Regions from separate parts of the Mus musculus genome. Here region 2 is linked to region 1. Evidence: chromatin loops called from intact Hi-C (ENCODE). Cell type or tissue: left cerebral cortex. All regions are shown on one strand.

Region 1 (8,000 bases):
TACTTAAAGTATTTGTTATTTTTCTGGTTTCCAGATTGCGCAGGGAGCACCGTGGATCCCTTCCCCACTGTTCCTCTCTTCCACTCGATGAAGCTTCCTACTGTCCTAGTAGGAAAACTTATCCAGAGGGATGACGGCTGCCAGATGCTAACTCAGAAACTCCCTAAACAGCCCCTGTCTTCCTCTCAGCCCTGATCCTGTGAAAACATCCCAGAAGTTCCAGACCTGGGAGGAAGTACCTGCCAGTATCTGCCTAAGTCCTGCGAGCCTGCGAGGCTGCTGGCCAGCGTGCTGCTCAAGCAAGGCAGGGGAGCTTGGTGAAGGCTCACCCAACACTGAAGACTCCTTGCAACTGCAGTATCCCAGCAGCCAGGGTCTGCCTACAGGAGAACCCTGGCTTGGGCTAAGGACCTGGAGTCCTAGGTTCAGGAACCTGCTGTATGCATGTGGGGGACAGATGGAAGCCCATGGTAGTATGCCCTGGAGAAAACACTTTAGAGACGAATACTGGCCCTGAACAGAAAGGCAGGGTCTCAAAAGGCTTTCTGCAGGGCTGGGGGGTGGGGAGGGATAGCTCAGTCTGTACAATGTTTGATGTGCCAGTTGAAGATATGACTTTGATCCCCAGAGTCCATAACCACAGAGCTGGGAGATGGACATAGGTGAGTCCTTGGGGCTCACTGGCCAACCACTCTACCCTAAGTAATGAGCCTCACCAGCCAGCCAGTCTACCCCAATCAGTGAGCCTGAGGTCTCACTGAGAAATTCTCCTTCAGAAAACAAGGTGGTCAGTTCTCGAGGAACGGATATGACTGGCCTCTGGCTTCTACAGGCATGTGTATGCACATGCAGGCACACCCATGTCATCACACACACCCCCTCGCAGACATACAATGTCTAAAGGTTGTCATAGAAAGCGCTTAGACGCTAAGCTGTTCTTACAACACTATCCCAGGGACTCCAACTCTAGGCAGCGAGGCCTGGGGTGGGTACACAGCCTGAAGAAAGCAGCAGGCAAGTGGGACTCACAGGAGGCTAAATTTAGAAAGAAGGGGAGGCTCGGGGGGGGGGAGGGATCCCAGTGAACCTTTCCAGCATCGCAACCTGGAAAAACACCTTCCAGGCAACCCTAGCACAGGCTGGCCTTCTACAGTTTGATGGATTACAGGGCTGCTCAGAAATGACTTCACACAGATTTAATAGATTCATAGACCTGATGGTGAGGTCATCTTGGGCCTTGGGTTTTGCACAGGCTGAGAGATACCCAGCAGGTGACTGTCTAGAAGTTGTAACAGGATCCCAGGTCATCAGGACTGGGACGCTGCCCACCGAGATGAACACCTGGCACATGTAAGCATAACACAGGCGTGCTACACACATTATTACATCATGTCTTCATCCCCATGCTGTGGGGTGGGCTTCTCGGTACCTAGCCCATTTCCCACATGTGCATGCATGTATATGGGTACATTTGTGTGTGTGGGTACGTGTGTGTGTGTGTGTGTGTGTGTGTGTGTGTGTGTGTGTGTATACGCACATGCGCATGCATGCATCCATGCATGCGGATGTGTCTGTGTGTTTGTGTGCATGTGTGTATCTGCACAAGCGTGCTGGTGAATATGGTTGGGTGGGCACATGTGTATGGAGACCAGAGGACAAGCCCCTCAGCTATTGTTCCTCACGTGCTATCACCTGCTTTTGTTGTTTTGTCTTGCTGGCTGGAACTCCGCAAGGAGGCTACACTGGCTGGCAGGTGAGGCTCAGAGATCCACCTGTTTCAACCTCACAAACTTTGGGGTTACAAGCACATGCAACCACACCCCCTGTTTCTTTTTTCTTTAATGTGTTTACTGGGATCAAACTCAGGCCCTCTTGCTTGCAGGGCAGGGTCAGCACCCTGTAGTCTGAACTATTTCCCCAGTCCCCCACCCCCTCAACACCTACTTCTTTAAGAGAAAATGGAGTCCTGGTAACACCTTGATGTTCCAGGAATGGGGATCCAAGCACGGCCTTGACTTCAGAGCCTGGATATTCTTACCACACGAAGTGCCCAGTGCAGATCTTAAACAGAAGGAAGACGCTAGACCACACTACTGAAAAAGGCTGTGTGCACCTTGTTCTGAACTGCAAAGGGCAAAGTGGACACCAGGAAAGCCACAGAGTCCCAGTGTCCTCTGGGATTTCCCTCGAGGAAGGCATTAAAGCCCCAGCAGAAATCAGCCTCTGTGTGCGTCCACAGAACCAATTCTATTTCGGAACGTTGTTCAGGGCTGCAGTGACAAAGCACCATTGTTTTTGAGGCTTGAAAGGAATCTCGAATAAAAATTTGCGGAGTACTTTATTATTCAATACTTAAGAGATGGGGAAACAGACAGTAACTTTTTTATATATAGATTTACTAGGTTGGAGACTGCGGTGCCAAACACAAGGTTTATTGTCAAATAAAAGCCCGCTTTGTTTCTGACGGCCTGTTTCAGAAGAGGCCTGCCTCCGCTCTGTAATTGCACGCACAAAATTATTTAATTTGTTTTGTTTGGATCTTATTCTGGACACTTTCCCAGCCAGAAAGGATATAAAAATTAAAACATCTATTATGCCTTTTATATTCTGAGGTAAGTTATAAAGAGGAAGAAAGAAGAACCCATATTTAAGAGTGGGAAGGATCCATTTATTTGTTTTAAGTCTCTGGTTGCAAGCCCCCTTCGGAGCTACCGGCACATGCCCTCTGTGTTTGCTTGCTCTGGGCAAAATCCCTCTGCTGCCTGCAGCCCCGATCTTGTCTACAGGAAAGTTGTCAGAAGCCGCAGTGACCCCCTCCTAACAGTAACCTTTAACTCCAGAGCCTTTAACTTATCTCTCTGCCTCTGCAGAAACAGTAGAGGTTTGGAAGCAGCCTGCAGGGTCCAGGCATCCCTGAACCACTAGGACATGAGCCAAGGTCCACCAATCCCATGACACTAAGCCGCCTATCTACGTATGTGCACACATGAGTGTGTCCATAGTATGTATTAGGTTTTTCCCTATTAATTTACAAGCACAGTGAGAGGCCAACAGGAATAAGTTAAGGGGACAAGACAGCATACACTGTATGGCGGAGGGTACTCAGAACATGGACTGCTTATTTCAGGACTCTCACTGAGCAGTTTTGGACCAGTGAACTGTGGATAACTGAGACCCCAGGAAGCAGAGATAAGGCCCAGGGCGGGTGGAGGCTGTGCTCAGAGAAGAGATTGGGAAAAGGGCAGGAAGAGGGCATCCTCTCAGCTGGGCACTTCAATAAAGAAACACCACGGGGCTCTCCTCCAGCGCGTCCTACTCAAACCTCACACAGAGCAGGAGCCAAGCATCTGGCCACCCCACCCATGAGTGCTGTGCTGCAGCCAGAGTCAGGAGCAGGTGGTGGCATCTGGCAATTGTCAGGAAACAGATAAACACTTTGTGTTAGTCCCTATCCTGTCACAACCTGCTGCCCCCAGGAACAATGTCCTCTAGGGAGAAGAACGTTTGAGCCATTACGTGAAGACTCAAAGATTCCACGGCAGTAGCCCACAGATGAGTGAATTTCAACACTGGTCCCTTCTCCTCTTTGCCCCAGGCCTGGAGTCAAACTCCCAGTGAATTGGAAACACACAGGAGGGGGGCACACACAGGAGAGAATGGTGGCAGGGGACGGAGCAGCAGTAACCCACCCACGCAGATACACAAGCTGGATAGCGGTGCTCACCACTCCCTCCTCAAGGAATAAGAGGGGCTGGGGGCTTTTGAGAATTCATGGTCTCAGGAGGAACGTGGCAGTGTCCAAAATGAAGCCTAGGAGAGAGCTACCGAGGGAGGGAAAGGCCCAGCAACCTGCCACTGTCATTGGATCTTGCCACTCACTTCTCATAATCACCATCCTGCATCCGCAGGCAGAATGTCTCCAGAACGCGCCTCAGCTCCTGGGGCTGCACCAGGCCTGTGTTGTTGACATCCATGACCTGGAAGACTTTCCTGATGCTCCTCATGTTCCGGAAGATCTGCGGAAAAGAAGAGGGATTGGGAAAAGTCAAGAGGCCCGAGGCTAAAACCTCAAATGGCAACCAATGTGGAGAGGCTTTCTTTCTTTCTTTTCTTTTTTTTTTTTACTACTTCTTGTAAAATAAAATAAAATGTTTTCAAAGATTCACCACAGTACACATTGCACAATGACATCTTTGGAAGAAAAAAAAAAACAACGACGAAAGAACATTTTGCATATATTGAGAGTTTGCAAGGCAATTGTCTCAGTAAATGGTCTTAGTAAGTTTGTAAAAAAAAAAAAAAAAAAAAAAAAAAACTCTTTTTAATGTAAAGCAGTAAGTCTCATACACAATTCATTCCATTTTAAGGCTGTATGAAAAACTCTTTTCTGCTAATTGATGCTGAAAAACTAGTCCTGGCATAGCTGGACTTGTGTGATTTTTGCTTTTCATGGCCATATGCGAACTATTTTTACTGCGAGCTGGAAAATCTGACGGTCTATTTCAACCTCTCAATTTTTTAAAATTTTTTTATTTTTTTTTAAAGATACCACAGAAAAGTTTTACAACGATCTCTGAATTCTGCAATGAGTAGCCGTGTGAGATGTTTGGCAGGGTCCTTGAAAAAGATGCAAGGATGGGGAACTGGGTCTCTGTGCCAATTAGACTTCTATGGGGTCATTTGAGTGCTCAGAGCCCTGCCAGCAAGTGCTCCCATCCCACCATGCCCTGCCAGCAAGTGCTCCCGCCCCACCAAGTGCATCTTCAGATATAGTAACTGAGATCCAACAGGGCCTTACTGACTCAACAGCTCATGGCTAGACAACACGATACCATCTTTCAGCTGCAGCCTGTCTTTTCATGACCTTCCCCTGAAGGAAGGCTAGACACGCAAACACAGTTGTCACTAGAGGAGAAGAGCAACTGGGAGTAAGAGTCAGATATGGAGTGGGCAGAGGCATGGGCCTTCAAAGGAATATAAACACTTCTGGCTAGTGTGGTCTGGGAGGCTTCCTGTAGGAGGTGGCACTGAGCCAGCAGGAGTGACTGACTACAGAGGGCACTGCCAGGAAAGAGAGAGAAAGAAGAGAGAAGCCTGGTTCTAGAGGAGCTGATTCCATGGTCAGAGGAACAGATGCAGCCATGTCTAGCCTGGATTCTAAGGAACTTTAGCAAGCCTGGGAGTGGAGAGAAGCACTAGGCAGCAAGTGGGTTCCCCTTTCCTCAAGACTTTCTCCATAGGTTCCTAGGCTGGTGAAGCCTGGCCTATCCATATGACAGTCCCTCTTGCAGCCTCTCCAGGTCTCTTCAGTCTTTGGGCGCTCCTGAGTCAGGAGCTAGGTAGGGTGAGTGCTCTCCTGGAGCCACTTCCAGTCCTTGCCTCTGCCTCACCCTGGCCACTTGTCCTTCCACCCACTGCTTTACCCCTCGTGCTGTGGGTACCAGGGCCACATGAGTCCCCGTGTTTATGCCAACCACCCTTCTGACACCTGAACTCCCTTCCAGAAAACCACCGTTCTTACTCAAGCTTTGTGCTGTGCTAGTACCGACGGCCACTGACCCTGCAAAGCCAAGGTGTCTGTCCCTCTGCTTTCTAGATCACTCCCTCCAAAGCCCAAAGCCCACCAGCCTCTGTCCCTGGGTCCCCTGCTTACAGGTCGCTCTCCTCTGCGATCTCCTTACCTCTTCTTCCTCTGAGCACCCCTCAAATGTGTCATCCCCCCTTCTCCCTACACCTCCTCAACCCTGAATGAATCCTACCCATGGTCTACTCCAAAGTAAGTGTGTGTTGCAGGGGAGGGGGGGATACTTAAATGCAGGCGCTCACAAACCCAAGGATTACCAGATCCCCTAAATCTGGTACAGGCAGTTGTGAGCCGCCTAATATGGATGTTGGGAATCATCCTCCAGTCCCCTGCAAGAGTACTGCAGACTTTCATTGGCTGAGCCAGCTTTTCCGCCCCTTTCCTATGCCCCCACAGGAGGCCTGATGCACCTGGAGAGAAACGTGCTGGTGAGTGCGTCCTGTTCCCTTGACCCTGGCCCCTCATTCCACAGGACTGGGCACTGTATTCTGAGTCTTCTCTGCCATGGTAGTGTATACACACATACATGCACATGCACACATACCACACACACACACATGCACACACAACACATACACACCACACACAGATGCACACACACATACCACACATACATATCACACACACACACACACACACACACAACACATACACACCACACACAGATGCACACACACATACCACACATACATATCACACACACACACACACACACACAACACATACACACCACACACAGATGCACACACACATACCACACATACATATCACACACACACACACACACACACACACACACACTTGGGGTGGGAGAAAACATATGCATTCATGAACATACATATGCACCCATACCCACGACATTCAAATATCCATTTCACCTTTAACATTTTTGTTGACAGTGCTGGGGACAGAGCCCAGGAACTTGCATACACTAGGTGGTGTCCCCACTGAGTCACCTCCAAGCCTATTCCTATCTTTTTCCACTTCCCAGTCTTGAAGTCCTGCCCCACCTTGCCAAGCTGGCTGCTTGCTTTCTGGAGAGCACAGCTGAGTCCAGAGAACACCCAGCTGCCTGTGTGTCACCTGCCAGTGACCTCTCAGATTTCCCAGACTGGAACGGCTCTCCCTCCACCCTCCCACCTCAGGAATGGCAGATCCGCTGCCTTTTCTCTGGTCCTCACTCTAATCCAGCCCATCTGGATAGCCCCTCACACTTCCCTGATCTTCTACAAGCCTCCTCAGAAGGTCACAGGACCCTTTTTGTCCCAGCAGTCCCTCAGAACACATTAGCTACACTGCAGGAGATGCTCCCTGCTGGGCCTGGTCTAAGCGCTAAGTGGAATGTTCATGCTCGGGAAACATTTGCTGGAATAAGTGACTCGATCCTTCCTGGCTGCCTGAGGGAAAAAAGCCATATGCTAGGGAAGCCTTGTGGCCTGGCTGCACGGGTCTCCTCCACCTGACCAGAGCTCTGAGGGCTCTGTCCCAACTAAAAGATGTAGTCCTGGCATTTGCTTGGTGTTGATATGATGACAACCATCACAGGATCCCTAGCTGACAAGTGTGAAGTCACATGCTAAGGACCGTCTTCTAATAACCAGAGCACACAGGTGCCTCTGATCACATCCCAGGCTGGTACTGGAAACCAGACTAAGCCAGCACATCCCTGGGTCTAAAGATGGAACCCTAGATACCCACAGCAATTGCACCCAGGGGCCAGAGAAACTACAGTGCCCGCTCTGCCGCTAAGTCCTTGTCCACTTCTTCTGGGAACGTGGAGGAGGACAGGAGCGACACTCTGCTTTGCAGTCCCATGGCAACCCAGATGGGTCCTCTGCGTGGAGAGCCTCGAGCCGCAAACCTGGCACAGAGCTCTCGCCCACCAGAGGTACCTCTCCAAGTTCCTTATCACTTGTCAGACGCAAGTTTGGCAGCAGCCACAGAAGGGAGCTACAGATGGCGAGACTTCGCAGAGACATCAGAGCGAGGGTCCTGGTGAGGGGGACCGGTCGGTACAGGGTGGGAGAGAACAAGAAAGGAATGAGAAAGTAAGCGGCCAAGGGCCCAGCAACAATGACCAAGTCTATTCACCCTTCCCTGCTCCCACTGCCACCCCTAGCCTGCCATTGTGAGAGACTTCTCTGGTACTGGAATACTACCCTGGATAATCCCAGCCTCTCTCTCTCCTTCTTCCTCTGTCCCAGCTGTGAGCCCAGCCTTAGCCTTGCTTACAGTAGCAAGCCAGTACACACCTCTCCAGTTCTGGTGTTCTGTGCTAGCCAGGCCCCTCCCTGCCTTCACGCACGCCTCAGTCACACTGAGCCTGCTCAGAGGGGAGCCAGAGCACACCTTCAGCCTGTTTTGACCACTCCCCTTGTTTCTCTATTTACCCACTGACAGCCTGTGTCCCAGGCTT
Region 2 (8,000 bases), 65 kb after region 1:
CTGAGGTGTGCTTTATTACTTCAGTACAGAGCCATTCCATTCAGGAAACACTTAGCTGAAGGCAAGGGGGCGGGGGACAGGCAAACAAACAAAAGCACCATCCCAGGAAAAGCAATTCCTCCGGATGCAGCTGAGAGCCTGGCAAGGAATCACCCTTTCTCCCAGGGGAGGATGGCTGGATGACCTGTGTGACCTCTTGCAACTCTCCTTCCTACCAAAGGCAGGCTGGCATGACTCCGTTACTACACAGATGGTCCAAAGGGCTGACCGGAATGGTTCTGAAAACAGGCCCTATTTGATATTCAACCTAAGCATGCATGATGTAAACATATTCCAAACAGGTATGCGCTCAGCACAAGCCACAGGCAGGCCACAGCGGCGGTCTAGAGAGGGAGAGAAATGAACGCCTCTCACCTTCCTGCGTCTTCCCATCTAAGTCAGGCGGTAGACGCACATTGACAGGAGGTCATAAAACAGTAACAGGGCTGGGAAGGTGGCACAGTTGGAGAAGTGATTACTCCACTAAGCATGGGGACCTAAGTTCAAGCCCCAGAACCTGTGTAAATAAGATGATCATTTAGCCACCCCAATGCAGGGAAGGCTGAGACAAGGAGGCTGTCTGGAGCCCTCTGGTCAGCCAGTCTAGGAGACTTGGCAGGCTCAGTAAGGATTCTACCTTAAAAAATAAGGAGGGAAGAAAATGTCTTTGCCTGCTATACACATGTTCATACATATGGACTCATCCATAAACATATATACATACAGGTTTAGGAACAAGGGGCCCCTCCGCCTCTAACAAGAGCAGTGTAGAATACAGGGACAAGGTGTTGCATGGAGACTGAGTTGATCAAATAGAAGACAGTGGAACAGAGAGCCTGGAAGCAGGTGGGGCACGGGCAGCGGGTGCAGCTGAATAGAGAAGCGACCCTTTAACATTCTATCACACAAGAGGGCAATTTCCTTTGGCACTGAGGACATTTCAAAGCCGCTAATAGAGAGGATGCCGATGCCGAGTGTTCCAGACACCAGGAGATGCGGAGTGTTTGAAGGGATGAGTAAGCTCTGTTCCTTACAGGCAGAATCCATGTATCCGGACGGTGTGTGGAGGCTTGAGGACACAGCGCAGTGGTACACCACTTGCTTAATATATAGATGGCTTGGATTCTATCCCCAGCACGACCAAAAGTAAAAAGGGCAAACAATATTCTCTAAACATATACAAACTACTATATCTATTAAGAATAAAAATACACATCATAGAAGCCAGAGCAATGGCTCAGCGATTAAGAACACTTTCTGCTCTTCCACAGGACCTAGATTCGGTTCCCGGCACCCACATGGTGGCTCACACCCATTTGTAGCTACAGTTTCAGGGCATCCATCACCCTCTTCTGGCCTCTATGGACACTGCACATACATGATGCACATACATACAAGCAGGCAAAATGTTCAAACACAAAAATTTTCAAAAACCAAATACAGATAGGTAGACAGCTAGATATTATACATTCTTATGTATATATTAAAGAAACAGAATATAGTGTTAGAGAGAATGCACAACTGGTAAAGTACTCCCTTGCAAACAAGGGACCAGAGTTTAATCCTTAAAACCCATGTAAAAAAAAAGTCAGGCACAGGCTGGAGAGATGGCTCAGAGGTTAAGATCACTGGCTGCTCTTCCAGAGGTCCCAAGTTCAATTCCCAGCATCCACACAGAGCTGACAGCTATTTGTGACTCCAGTCCCCAGAGATCCAATGCCTTCTTGAGACCTCTGCAGGCACAAAGGACATGTGTGGTGCACAGATATACAGGCAAATACCATAGAGATGAAATAAATAAAACAAACCAACGAAAGCCAAATGTGTGTATCAACCCAGCACTGAGAGGTGCAGACAGTGTTCCTGACCCATCATGTCAGCCTTCCATGCCTTCTCTTGGAAACACACTCTCGGGTGACCCCAAGCTGGGCTGAACATACTTGCCCACTGCTTTTAAAAAATATCCTCAGAAAGGAAGGATAAACATAGGCCATGGTGCTTTCTCAATGTTCACACACACACACACACACACACACACACACACACACACACGAGTCAAGCCAATACAAAAACCTAGCAAAGCTTCTGCCAGCTTCAAACGCAATGCCAGATGCCTACATCTCTGGCTGCTGAGTGTCTAATTATCAACTTTGCACCATTACCTGTGTTTTTCAAAAAATTAAACACTAGAGAAAAAAAAAGGCCAAATTTACTGGGGCCCTAAGGCTGAGACCCAAACTCGCCTATACTTAATTCCCAGCCGGTTACACACTTGCACCAGTGTGTACTTGTGTGTGTTTCATGGGAAGGCCAGGCTGTCTCCATCTTAAACTTCGGTGTGGGGCTGCAGCAAGCCCCAGTTCACAGTTCTCAACATAGGAATTAGAAGGATGTGAGCTGATCTGCAAGCAGCTTCTAAATGATAGGTTGTCTTAAAAAAATAAAATAAAATAAAACAATTTAGCCAGCCATCTGAATTGAATTTAGCAGAAACAACAGTGCTTATAAACCGGACTGGCCTCCATGATGGCAGCCTCCTGTCTGAATCCCAGCCTCCTTCATTGGAGTCTCTCATGTCCCTGCATAGCCCCCCTCCTTCATCCTGAAGCCCAGCCTGAGAAATGCTGTTGGGGTTTCAAGTCTCCCCCACCTCCTCACAGCACAAGACAAACCCCATCAACCCAACATTCAGACAAGCACAGCTCCTAAAGATAATGTGTGTTAATGACCTGGAAATGGTGACTATAGGAATATATAGTAACATAATGCACTTAGAACAATGTAAAGAGGAGGGCCCAGTTGAGCACGTAGTCCAAACGCCCTGATATAAATACCTGCTTCCTCATGGACGGCACGGAAAAGAGGCAACAAAAATAGCTATGCTGGGAAGGTGGAGCCTGGGTCCTTCTGTTTCTGATGCTCTCTTAGAAGTGGGTCACACGCACTGGCTCCTGCCCACCCTGTGCCTCCCACCACCAGCTGCACCTTCCACTCCTAGCAGAAGCTTCCCTGCCATTCAACGTCCCTTGGACACCAGGACCGACTCTGCACTGCACCCACCGTGATTTGAAACTCTACTTTTATGTGGGAAATTGTAAGTTAGACTAACAAGCTTCACAAAACCAAGCTGCTTCTCTCTTTCACCCCACATACGCCACACAGGCACTCAACACACACACATGCACCACACATCATATAGACATGTACCACACATCATATAGACACACACCACACACCACATACACCACACATCATATAGACACACACCACATACACCACACAGGCACTCAACACACACACATGCACCACATATCATATAGACATGCACCACACATCATATAGACACACACCACATACACCACACAGGCACTCGCCATACACACACACACACACAAACCCCACATACAACACACACATTCACACTCACCACACACACATACACACACCACACACATACATACACACACCACACACACACATATACACATACACACACACAAACCCCACCTACAATATATACATTCACACTTACTATACACATACACACCCCACATATACCATACACACATTCACCGCACACACACACACAAACACATGCCACAACCTCACCATACAGGCACTCCTCACACATACCACATACTACAGTACACATATACTACACACACCATACACTCTCACCACACACATGACACACAAAAAACATAGTAATCATACATACTTACTACACATACTTACCATACAGTCACCACACACACTTACCACATGCTCAGCATACACACTCCTGACGCGCATCACATACACTTGAAGCACATGTACACACCACATGCTACACCCACCCCTCACACCATAACACATACTTCTACTATATACATACCACGCAGGTACATACACACTACAGACATCTGCTCAACTCCCTAAAACATACACACCACACGCATATAAGACCCACACACTCACATTCCTTCCTTCCATGCCTAAAGATCACCCCCCTCCCATTTCCACACCATCCATGACTCCTCACTCCTCCGCGCTACTGGGAAATAGGAAGCATTAGTAAAGTTCCCACAGGACCACAAGTCTCATGAATTTCCATGTGTCTTTCCCCAGGAGACCATGACTATACACCTAGCACATCGGTCCTCCAAAGAGTGGTAAATGAGGCAGGCGTGGCGGCACACACCTTTAATCTCAGGACATCGGAGCATCTCTGTGTGTCTCAGGCTGTCTGTGTTCTGCTTTCTCTGTCATGGACATAATGATCTACCCGGTGGATTTCTCAGCGCCCACCCCCACCACGCTGACAGACACAGACAAAGGAAAGAGGCAGGACCACGGTCGGCTGCTGCAGAGCTGTCCTGTTCTCAGCACTTCAGAAGCCTAAGAACTGGAGACAACTCTCTCCCTGTCCAACCAGCAGACACAGTGTGTTTGGCATATACTATTTATAGTCCAGGCATGTCCCCAAGTCCTCAGATGTAGCAGGCAAAGTTTCCAGGGTTTCTCTGCTTCAGGCAGAGCAACCAAAAATTTGCTGCTGCTGCCACCTACAGGAAGAGGGAAGTGCTGCAGGAATCCTGAGCGGTCCAACTGTTTGCATAGTGCGCTCGAAAGTCACTGTGAGTAACAAATAGTGGCTGCCCCGTTGATAATCAGCTTCAGGCCACTACATGTCAGAATGCACCAGCCTGGGCACTCCTGTTACATGCCAGATGAGCGGCTGACACACACTAGTGGGGGTTGGCAGCAAAAGCCTCCCCAGCTTCGCAGGCACCCTCCCAGCAGGTCTTGCAGCAGGCAGCATGGAGCTGGGCATGGCAGCGACTCACCTTGCTCTTGTGCTACCCGACTTGGTGCTGTTGGCTTTAGCAAAGTTTAGCCTGGTGCCGTTGCGCTTCATTTCCTTCTAGATCAAATACTTGCAAATTTGTGAATTCTGAGAAAGAAGAGTTAGCACCCAGTTAGCACCCGAGAGCTCAACAGTTTCCTTGGTTCTCTGAGCCATACGTGAAGCTAGTCTGTGAGCACTGTAGGCACATTCTCCTCCTCCCAGGTTCCCGCCCAACACACACACACACACACACGTGCACACACATACACATATACATGCACGCGCACATGCACACATCCATACACACACAACTTGCACACACACACACTTCCATACAACAGCCAGAACAATAACTTGAAAGCCCTGTGGTGTCCTGTTTCTTCCTATCATTGTCACTGTCCTTCAGGCCCTGGGCTTTGATACCCACAAAGACAATGCATCAACCTGTGTCTTCCAGCAGCTGCCTCCCACTCCTGCTCCCACACCTCCACCACGCTGGCCTCAGGTGGTCCCTGAGACATACGAGGTCTCTTCCACGCAGACACCTTTGTCCTCACATGGGATCGCCTCTGCCTTACCCACCCACACTTCTCCCTCTCTGCCTCCTGAACTCTCCTCGTCCTGGAGATCACTGGTTCTCGAGCCTCAATGTCCCTCAGAGTCACCTGGAATCTTTCTTAGAAACAGGTTCTAGATTCTGGAATCTAGGTCTCAGTTCTAGATTCCGATCGCCATGAAGAGTGGGCGGGAACTCAGAATGCATGACTGTCCAAGTTCCTGAGGGCTGGCTGCCGCTGCCTCCACAGGCCCCAGGCATCACTCTGGAAACTGCCGCCCTGGATCTCAAAACTAATGTCACTTTCCTGAGAAGCCCTTGTGGAAACCTCTGCGCAGACCAGCCTCCCTTACGCCGTGACAGGGACCTCGGCCATCCTTCACCCACTTTGTGATGATGTGTCTATTGGTGTGAGACTTTGAAAACTGAAACCATGGAGCTGGAGAGATGGCTCGGTGACTAAGAGCACTTCCTGCTCCTACAGAGGACTTGAGTTCTATGCCCAGAGCCTACACTAAAAAATAAAATAAAATAAAATCCGAAATGGAGGTACACACAAAATCCCGGTGCTGGGGAGATATGAGGCAGGAGAGTACCGGGGGCATTCCTATGAAATTGATTTGTAAAAGGCAGAAGACAGCATCCTAAGGATGACACAGAAGATTGACCTCCTGCTTCCACACTCACATGCATCTCACACAAAAATAAGACAAAAAAATACAAAATTATATTATTCCATTCTTAAAAAGTAGATTGCCAGCAGAGGAATGGGTGGTGGACACTAATCATCCTACCAGAGGGAGGATTATGGCCAGTCTGGACGACACAGAAGACCCTCACCCCGCCCCCCATTCACACACACCTCAAATTACTACAGCCTATTAATGTTCTAACAAATGCTGCCAAATTATACTGTTAAGCTTCAATAAAAACTGTCCTGAGATATGGGAGGCATGGGGGCTCTTAGCTCACAGATAAGCACTAGTAGACTCATGAGTGCTGAGCACACACAGTTGTCTCTTCAAGGGGAGAGATGTATAACCTGTTTTCTGTCCAAAAGACTGGGAGCGAATATGGTTAATGACCTGGTGACCTTCATACTTCCTTAGGAGTCAAGACCTCTCCAGACCCTTCTCACGAGCTTGTTTTTTCTCAGTCAATCTATAAAACCTAGCTTTATGGAAGATGTGAGGTATATTTTACAAAGTTCCAATACAGTCAAGCCTTTGGCTTCATTAAGCCTCCACGTACTGCAGTTCCCACGGAGGCCTGTTGGAGGTGCTAGACCCCATGGAATTGAAGTTGAGGACCGTTGTAAGCCATGGACCATGTAGATGGTTGAGGGGTTGTTATCACTAGAAAAAAATTCACCAAATTGTGCTGTACTTAAATTCGCCAAAAAGAAACAACTCAGGGTCAGACTCTTGATGTTTAGGTTAAACCAGCACCTGCTACTGAGTTGTGTTGAACAGAACTTCTGGGCTTCTTGCTTCTTGTAAACCATCACTCTGTGGACCGAGGTCACCTCAGAGACCCCCACAACGGGCGAAAAAGAAAGACACTCCTGAATCCAAATAAAATTTTAAACTCTCCGTTCAGTTAATTTGACATGATATTCACGCGTGTGTCCCAGTTTTGAAGACTGAACTATGGTTATTCTGCGAACGGTATCACGGGGCTTCGGGGAAGGGAAAGCTGGAAGTACCCACCACCTCTTTATATCAGTTTTCTCAACTTTTATGCAAATATTTTTTTTAAATTAAGTATCAAAGAGTGTAGTCTCAGTTGAAGACATACACTCAAGTTTTGTTTTGTTTTTTGTTGTTGCTGTTTGGTTTTGGGTTTTTGTTTTTGTTTGTTTGTTTGTTTGTTGTTGTTGTTGTTGTTGTTGTTGTTGTTGTTTTTGAGACAGGGTTTCTCTGTATAGCCCTGGCTGTCCTGGAACTCGCTCTGTAGACCAGGCTGGACTTGAACTCAGAAATCCATCTGCTTCTGCCTCCCAAGTGCTGGAATTAAAGACGTGCACCACCACGCCCGGCTTACACTCAACTTTTAAGAGCAACTTGGGAAGGAAAAAGTCTATTTGGCTTCTAGTGTATATTATCAAGGGAAGCTATGACAGGAGCGCAAAGCAGAAACTTGGGGGCATCAACTGGATCAGAAGTCATGGAGGATTGCTGCTCACTGACTTGCTTGCTCCAGCTCAGCTACCTTTCTTGTACATTCCAGGCCCACGTGCCTAGGAATGGCACGGCCCACAGTGGATGGAGCAGCCTTCCCCCCATCAACTAGCAATCAAGAAAACGGTCACGGGCCAATCTGATGGGGACAATTCTTTAATGGAGAATTGATTAATTAAAGAATTAATTCTTTAATCTTTGTCCAGGTGTATCAAGCTGACAACCAAGAACAGCCATCACACTCCTCGTCTTCCTGGCACAGTTCATCTTTCAAGATAAAAGACACAGAGCCAGGCCTGGGGCACACACCTTTAACCTCAGCACTTGGAAGGCAGAGGCTGGCATATCTCTGTGGTTTTTAGGCCAGTTGGGTTTATAGAGCAAGTTTCAAGCAAGC

Evidence for each region. A loop is a pair of places that touch in the nucleus more often than their neighbours do. Peaks named below come from ENCODE experiments on the same cell type or tissue, not always from the same donor. Only the 100,000 strongest peaks of a DNase experiment are listed, where the experiment ranks them.
Region 2: it touches region 1 in a loop (3-fold over the local background); 2 of 42 quality-filtered maps call a loop at or near these places.

What each region holds. Positions count from the first base shown.
Region 1 is chr15:83,984,943-83,992,942 of GRCm38, forward strand. It overlaps Efcab6 (EF-hand calcium binding domain 6), which reads right to left. Exons shown (of 32, transcript NM_029946.4): 7 at 3,880-4,016. Among named protein-coding and RNA genes, the nearest start is that of Efcab6, 76 kb to the right of the region's middle. In left cerebral cortex, no CTCF peak of the experiment used is centred here; DNase peaks (open chromatin) are centred at 4,476, 4,887, 6,918, 7,443 and 1 more place; H3K27ac peaks cover 614 bases.
Region 2 is chr15:84,049,578-84,057,577 of GRCm38, forward strand. It overlaps Efcab6 (EF-hand calcium binding domain 6), which reads right to left. Exons shown (of 32, transcript NM_029946.4): 2 at 4,866-4,972. The coding sequence starts at 4,936. Among named protein-coding and RNA genes, the nearest start is that of Efcab6, 12 kb to the right of the region's middle. In left cerebral cortex, CTCF peaks have their summits at 4,593 (motif pointing left) and 6,679; DNase peaks (open chromatin) are centred at 2,983, 4,540 and 5,647; H3K27ac peaks cover 411 bases.